Linked DNA regions of Homo sapiens: regions 1 and 2 are each linked to region 3. Evidence: read pairs that join two places in POLR2A ChIA-PET (ENCODE). Cell type or tissue: OCI-LY7. All regions are shown on one strand.

Evidence for each region. ChIA-PET counts read pairs that join two places held together with the same protein. Peaks named below come from ENCODE experiments on the same cell type or tissue, not always from the same donor. Only the 100,000 strongest peaks of a DNase experiment are listed, where the experiment ranks them.
Region 1: POLR2A ChIA-PET joins it to region 3 with 5 read pairs; 1 of 35 experiments calls an interaction of 5 or more read pairs at or near these places.
Region 2: POLR2A ChIA-PET joins it to region 3 with 5 read pairs; 1 of 35 experiments calls an interaction of 5 or more read pairs at or near these places.

Annotation. Positions count from the first base shown.
Region 1 is chr1:226,354,391-226,356,890 of GRCh38, forward strand. No RefSeq gene overlaps it. Among named protein-coding and RNA genes, the nearest start is that of LIN9, 46 kb to the left of the region's middle. In OCI-LY7, no CTCF peak of the experiment used is centred here; DNase peaks (open chromatin) are centred at 831, 1,461 and 1,961; H3K4me3 peaks cover 2,500 bases; H3K27ac peaks cover 2,500 bases.
Region 2 is chr1:226,453,297-226,455,796 of GRCh38, forward strand. No RefSeq gene overlaps it. Among named protein-coding and RNA genes, the nearest start is that of PARP1, 46 kb to the left of the region's middle. RefSeq lists a silencer at 1,761-1,968. In OCI-LY7, no CTCF peak of the experiment used is centred here; a DNase peak (open chromatin) is centred at 1,035.
Region 3 is chr1:226,109,734-226,112,233 of GRCh38, forward strand. No RefSeq gene overlaps it. Among named protein-coding and RNA genes, the nearest start is that of LINC01703, 27 kb to the left of the region's middle. RefSeq lists silencers at 274-373, 454-913, 1,294-1,343 and an enhancer at 1,762-2,269. In OCI-LY7, a CTCF peak has its summit at 1,105; DNase peaks (open chromatin) are centred at 228, 658, 1,038 and 2,028; H3K4me3 peaks cover 2,421 bases; H3K27ac peaks cover 2,086 bases.

The DNA of each region.
Region 1 (2,500 bases), 240 kb after region 3:
TTCTAAAGACCTTGAGCTCAAGGGCCGCTGAGAATCTGATGGGCTTATGGACCCACTACCCACAAAAGTGCCCGTGTCTCAGCTTCTGTGCACAATTTCTAGGGCATGACACGCTCTCAGGCCACATTCTTCACTCCCTTTGTCCTTGCTGACATCCTGCACCGTGCCTGATACTCTAACTCCAGCCTTCCTGCAGCTGTGGGGCACAGGCATGTGCCCCAACCCCTAGGCAATGAGATGAGAAGACAGGACTATTGGGAACAATGGAGAAAAGTTTTTCTCTCTGGTAAAAGATGAGGGGGTAACTCTCCTTTCCTGCCTCTGGATGGTGGTGCTAGGTGTCCAACTGCCATCTGGCAACCATGAAAAGCCAAGAGAAACAGAGAAGCAGAATTAACCAACGCTGCAAACATCAATTTTTAAAAATTTTTATTAAAAAAAAATTGAGACAGAATCTCACTATGTTGCCTCACCCAGGCTGGAGCACAGTGGCGCCATCTCAGCTCTCTGCAACCTCTGCCTCCTGGGTTCAAGCAATTCTCCCACCTCAGCCTCTCAAGTAGCGGGGACTACAGGCACGTGCCACTCTGCCTGGCTAAATTTTTGTATTTTTACTAGAGATGGGGTTTCACTATGTTGGCCAGGCTGGTCTCCAACTCCTGACCTCAGGTGATCCTCCCACTTCAGCCTCCCGAAGTACTGGGATTACAGGCATGAGCCACCGCACCCAACCTTGTTTTTTTAGAGTCAGGTCTCGCTGTCGTCCAGACTGGTGCAGCGATGTGATGTGATCACAGTTCACTGCAGGCCGGAACCCCGGGGCTCAAGTGATTGTGATCCTCCGACCACAGCCTCCCTAGCAGCTGGGACTACAGGCACAAGCCACCATGCCTGGCCAAGTTTTTAAATTTTTTGTAGAGACAGGGTTTCATTATGCTGCTGGGCTGGTCTTAAAACTCCTGGCCTCTGGAGATCCTCCTGCCTTGGCCTTCCCGAGAGTTGGGATTACGGGTGTGAGCCACAGTGTCTGGCTCCCACTTCTTGAAATGTGGCTTTCCTTTTTATTTTTTAAGCTGAAAGCAGCTCAACTGACAAACAGATTCCCCAAAGACCACCCAAACCAACTTTTAAGAGTTCATGGACCCAGTTTAGGAAGCATGACTAGTCTGGTCTCCTCATTCTACTGTCTTCTCTGGTCAACTTGCTTCTGCAACTAGAAATTAATCATGGAAAGGTGAAGGCAGGCTGGAATGTGGCTTTCCGAGTCACTGTGTGTTGTCTCTGAACTCTCTGGAAGAACTGGGATGAAAGGCAGTCTTCACATATGAAGAACAATAAGGTAGAAACATCACAATGGAAAAGACACGTTCTCAACCTGGCTCAATCTCAGCCTCTCTTGGGACCTCTTACCTCTCTGAGCCTGTTTCCACATCTGCCTACTTCACATTAGGTTGTCTCGAGGGACTGCACATGAAAGTGCCAGAGTAGGTTCTTGCTGGCATCTGGCTGACTTCTTCCGGACCACAGTTGTTCCACAGCATGAAGATGCAGCCTGCCACCCACGAGTGGTTCAGAGGATGATCCAGGAGGCTGAGTTGGCTGCTGCCTTCTTTCACTTTGGCCAGGAGAGCAGTGAGAGCACAGTGCACCCGGGATACTGAGGCCCTGCCACCCGCTTGTCATCAGGGAGAAGAGGCAGGAGCTGGTGCCACCATCTGCTTCTCACCACCCTCCATCAATACCCTGCTGGCTTGACTGCCTGCTGGCTCCATAGCTTGGGTTCTTGTTGGTTCACAGAAACAAAATCCTTTAAAATTATATTTCTGGAATCTTATAAAGTGCTAGGCAGACACAGAGATCACAACAGCTCCAAACTTTGTTATTGGCTCTAAACCAAAGTTGCACACTGGCTTATTCAAATCTAAAAAGCCCAGCCTGGTCCCTGGGTGAGTACCACATGGCTAAAATTAGCCTGGCCATCTGCTGAGACAGCAGCTGGGCTATTCTGAGCCCCAGCAGGCCTGCCTGAAGTGGAGCTGGGCCTGGGAGTAAGTGCTGGAGAGGCTGGACACTTCACAGTTAAGGGGACTACAGGGAGGGACATGGAGGATGAGGCCACACTGAGAGGGAAGGCCAGTGTCATGGTGATGGTTTCACAGGATAGAAAAAACACAGGATGGTTTCTGTGTCCTGTTCTCTAGTTTCTCCTCTTACCTGGAGCTTCCTTTTTGGATTCAGACTCGAGCAAAACCACTCTTTGGGATTTTAACAATAATGACTAAGATTTATGAAGCACTTATTATAGGTCAGGAACCACACGAAGTACTTTAGGAGAATCAGCACACACACTCTCAAGACAATTCTAAAAGGTAGGTACAAGATCTGGGGGATTCAGAATGGCCTGATTGTTCCTTTTACAGAGCCCATGAGAGAGGTTTGGTTGAAAGCACCAGACAGGCATGAGCCCTGGCTCAGACAACCCCAAGAATATAGGGATTCC
Region 2 (2,500 bases), 340 kb after region 3:
AACAAGCCAAGACATATCTTTCTTCTTATGTCCTTAAATCCTTCAGGGTAAGGGTTGTGAGGCTCCTGCCTCATGGTTTGTTAGATGATGTATCTATTCTGGGGGCTGAGTGTCTGTTACCATGTGAGGCTAGCTGTGCAGGGCCCACCAGGACAATGTCGCTAAGACCTTGGGCTGCAGGGGAAGAGAGGGTGAGGGGCCGGGGCAGGACTGCCCACCTGTCCACCCCTGCATACTCACTGCTGACGGTGGGCACAGGAGCACCCGACTGGAATACTGATGAGACAGGCCTGGGCCAGGCCCTGACTCTGGGCCCTGTCAGGCTCCTAAGGGAAAGCCAAATGAGCAAGTTCAAGTAGAAGGTGTTGAAGAAATCGATGGAGAAAACAAAGAATTCTTTAAGGGCATTTTTGAAAGCAGGTAGGGTTTTTGTTTTTTTGTTTTTTTTCTCATTTTTGAAAGTAGGTGGCTAGGGAGGCAAGTGCACTGGGAGACAGTGACAGGTTCAGATGAGGCTGTACTTGCTGGGTGATGGCCAGGATTCATGCACAGGGATCACAAAAGTGGCTGTCAGGCACATGGGGACAAAAGCAGGCTTTTCCTGGCCCAGGAGGAGGGGCAGGATTTGAGGGTGGGTGGGGAAGAGATAGAAGTGACTGTCTCAAAGCCTGTGAAGAAATATGCTAGTCATATGCAAATCAGGTACAAATGAACTTGAGACCTCATTTCACACACATCTTTGACCCTGGGGAAAAGTCTTAAATGAGATCAAGATTTTCTCTGGAGCAGAGGCTGGCAGGGATTAAGGGGTGGTGGGTACCTCTGTGGTCTGCCCAAGTGGCTCCTGTCACTGGTCAGCTACAACTGGGCCATCGGCTGGGCTGGGATGTTTTCTCGGAAAATTTCATTGTTGGGTTAATAAAGGCCCATTCGTGTTCTGTTCTGGTTCCCCATTTGGCAGAGCAGCCGTGGCAGGGGAGGCCCCAGGCCAAATGGACAATAAGGCTCGTGTGTGTGTGTGTGTGTGCTGCACACGTGTGTGTGGCTATTTATGGTTACAGCCTGGTCTATACAGCTCTGTGCCCTGCTTGTTAGGCTGTGCTGAATGGTGCAAAAAACTCTTACTTAGGAGTCCAAATAGGTGGGCTGAAGCCGCAGTCCCATCACTTCTGAGCCAGACTGGGGCTGGCCTTTCTATCATGAGCCTGGCCTTTCTATCATGAGCCTGAGTGTTTCAGGTAGAAGTAGACATAGTGAGTCATTCCTTCCCTTGACAGCATCTTTAAGGGATAAAGACTAAAACTCCCTCCCTTTCCTCTCCAACCCTTTTCCCCAGACGTTAGAGAGATTTGGATAATGCATAAGAATACTTGAAGTTCTTGGAGAAGCTGTTATTACATTTCCTTTGTCAACTTCCATGGCTGCAAAGCACTTTAAGATAATAATAAAGACAGCAATAACAACTTGTACTTATAGAGGGCTTCTGCTTTCAGGGAACCTCTACCCTATTATTGCATTTTAAACAGTCACAGGATTCCACTAGATGACCAAGTTTTGGGATTTTTTTAAACCCACAGTTGATCTATTCAGCAATTGAAGAACATTTGGGTTGTTTCCAATTTTTTCTTTCTTTTATTATTATTTTAATTGATACATAATAATTGTACATATTGATGAGGTACAGTGTGATATTTTGATACATGTACACAATGTGTAATGATCAAATCAGGGTAATTAGCATATACATCATCTCAAGCCTTTATCATTTCTTTGTGCTGGGAACAATGGCAAGTTGTTTTGGGGAAGGGCCAGCAGTTCCGGAGGTTTACTGGGTCCCAGGCACTGTGCTGGCGCTTCACACGTGTTCTTATTTAATTTCCACAGCCTCAGACCTGGTTACCAGGATACCTGGACACCTCTCACCTGGTGTCAGGAGCCCAATTTGTCAGAGGAAGAAAATGAGATTCAGAGAGATTAAATGTTCTTGCCTCACCTCAAGTCACTTTTTTGCAAAGTGGCAGATATAATTAATCAATACAAATAAAAGCCACTCACCCAAGGCAACCTTGTAGAATCCTCGACCCCCACAGTTCTGACTTGGAGCTGGGTCGCATCTGAAGATGCACTTACAGAAACAGAGTAAATAATTGAAGAGTAATTTTCAGCCTTGAATCTTCTGAAGAACGTTTAGGAGGATCCAATTTCTAATTCCCAGCTGTATCTCTAGTCACTCCCGTTTCACCCTCTAATTCCAGTCCCCTGATACTCTCTGGAACTCCACGTTCACCCCAAAACTGCTACCCTCCTCTGGCCCAGCCACCTTTTACTCCCCGTTTTTTCTTTTCTCTTTTGTATTCTTCTTTTTAAAATATTTATTTATTTATTTAATTTTTTTAGACAGAGTCTCATTCTGTTGCCCAGGCTGGAGTTTAGTGGTGCAATCTTGGCTCACTGAAACCTCTGCTTCCGGGTTCAAGCGATTCTCCTGCCTCAGTCTCCC
Region 3 (2,500 bases):
GGGGCTTCCTGGCCTGTCACCTCCTCCTGAGCTGCTGCGAGGAGAGGCGCGTTGGCCTCCTGGGCCACAGCTGCCTCCCTGCCCAGGGAATCCCGGGAGATGCGAATATCGAAGAACTCTGAAAATCAAATCGCATTTCTAAACGCCAGGTGGAGATTTGTTTTGAGGTTCCTAAATGACAGATGTCCCGGCGGAGGAGCGCAGAGGAGGGCGGGCCAGTTGCGTCGGGAGAGGAGGAGCCGCAGGCTGGGAGGCGCGCGCGTCACTCGCGGGCAGGGGCTGGCTGGCCGGGCGCGCGGCCGGGCGGGGGCTGCTCCGGGGAGCGCGGGGGCGGGGGCGTGCGCGTGGCCGGGCGTGCGCGCGACCACCCGGGGCGTCCAGGCTGCCCGCGCGCGCCCAAGCCCTGCTTAAAAAAGGGAGCCCCGAGCCCGCGCCCTCCGCCCGGTGCGTCCCGCGGGACGTTCCAAGAGCAGTGCGGAGAGCGCGTGGGCCGCGGCGGAGGCCGGGCTGGGGGGCGGGTTCGCGGCAGTTCCCCCCGGCTCCCCGGCAGTTCCCCCCGGCTCCTCTGCCGCCTGGCCCGGGAGCTGCCCTTTATTTATTTATTTCAGTGGGCAAAGCGGGGTCATTTGTGTTGAGGACGCAAATCTTTCCAGGAAGTTTGTGCCTATTAATATTTCAGTTCCTGGCAGCCGCCTCGAGTGCGGGGCGGGGGAGTTCAGTGCTGCGGGGGAGGGAGGCGCCTGCAGCTGCCCTGGCCCACTGGCCTCGGCTGGCCGCTTGCGGCGAGGCCGAGGGGCAGCCCCTGGGCCTCCTGGGCGCCCCCCGACCCCCGCCACCACTGGGGAAGGCAGGGCCGGCGCGGACCCCCAGAGGCGCGCGGATCCCCAGAGGCAAGCCGACCTGCTTCCGGAGCCACGCGCGGGGCGAAAGAGGCGGCCCCGGATGCTGCGACCAGAGCGAGGGCGCCAGCTCGGGGCTTCCCGGAGCGGGGGCGGAGGAGGCAGCAGCCCGGAGAGGCTGCTTAGCCACCAGATGTCCGCGGGTGGCCCGCGCGGCGCGGGCGGAGGAAGGAAGGGCGGCTCTAGGGGCGTCCTGGCTAGTCGTCCGCGACCGCGCTCTCGGGTAGCCGGGGATGGCGGGGCCTGGGGCCCGGGGCCTTGCTGACCTTGCTCCAGCCACACAGCCGGAGGGAGCTGCAGCAGAAACTTGCCATTTTAAAGCTCGGCTACCCCTCACCACCACCTGGCAAGATTGTCATCATCTCCAATCTACAGAAGCGGAAGCCGGAGCTAAATAGCCTGCTAGAGGTCACGGTGCTGCTGCCCAACGGCGGGAGCCCGGATTTCTGACATGTCTTGCAAGAAAGAGTCCCTTGGAAGCAAATGCAATTATATTCTTCTGTGGTATCAACCAACAGAATCCCCCCACTAAGGGGAACTCAAGATACCGATGGAACTCTAGGCTGGAGCGGCGGGAGTTTGCCAGATACTCGTAATCTTCGTTCCCCAGCATAAGTGCCTGCTCACTCTTTCCAGCCAGTCACATCTGGAACACCCATCATTTTCCCAAAGAAACTATTTTTAACACCCCCAGGTGCATATTTAGATAAAGGCATTTGAAGCAGTTGACATAGCCACCTCTGGAGTGTGGGCTCCTGACAAGGACACTTCAAATGCTAACTGTCCCCAGGGGATAAATTTAAGTCGTCAAGCACACAGGGACATCACACTGTCTCTTCCTCAGTATTCTAACGTCATTGGTAGACCCTATGGCCGCCTTCCTGCGCAGGATTATCAGCCCACTGCTCAGGGACTCTGTCCAGCTCTGCATGGAAGTCACTGGCACCAGGTCATTAGCACCAGGGCCAAGACTTGGAAACCTCTGGGCAAAGGGAGGGTTTGTCTCATAAACCTTCTCACTCCAGGGTCCTCCTCCCCTTTGTAGCTCCTTCCCCATTCTACCTTTCACTGGCACACCTGTTCCTTTCACTGGCACACCTGTTCCTCCCAGGTGGCCAATGGGCCCGTAGGGAGGATATGACAGATTCTGGCATTTTAAGGTAGGACTCGCTGAGTCCCCAAGGGAGTGTGAGCAGAGCTGGCTATAGCATCTGCCTCCCTGAGATGCCAGGCTTGGTGATGCAGTGGAGGAATCTCAGCTCCCATGGCCGCAGGCAGCAGGAGACGCGTTTTGGAGGCTTAAGTCCTTGAGCATGGCTGGTCCTATGAGCCTTCCCAGCTCGGAGCCATACCCAAAGTGCCCTGCTTCTGTTTGCATTCACGCCCACGAGGGTTCAGTGAGGGAGGTCCATGAAATAAATGCCCTCTCCTCGGCTTGGGTGGGCCAGGCCCTGCCAGCTGCCTTCACTTTTGGCTGCAGAAAGCCTGCCAGGCTGCAGTGTGCAAAGGCCTGGAACAATGACTGGTAGCATCAGCTATTTTAATGCAGAGTTAGGCACACAATCCTTGCTAAATATAAATACAAAGGAAAACCCCAAAGT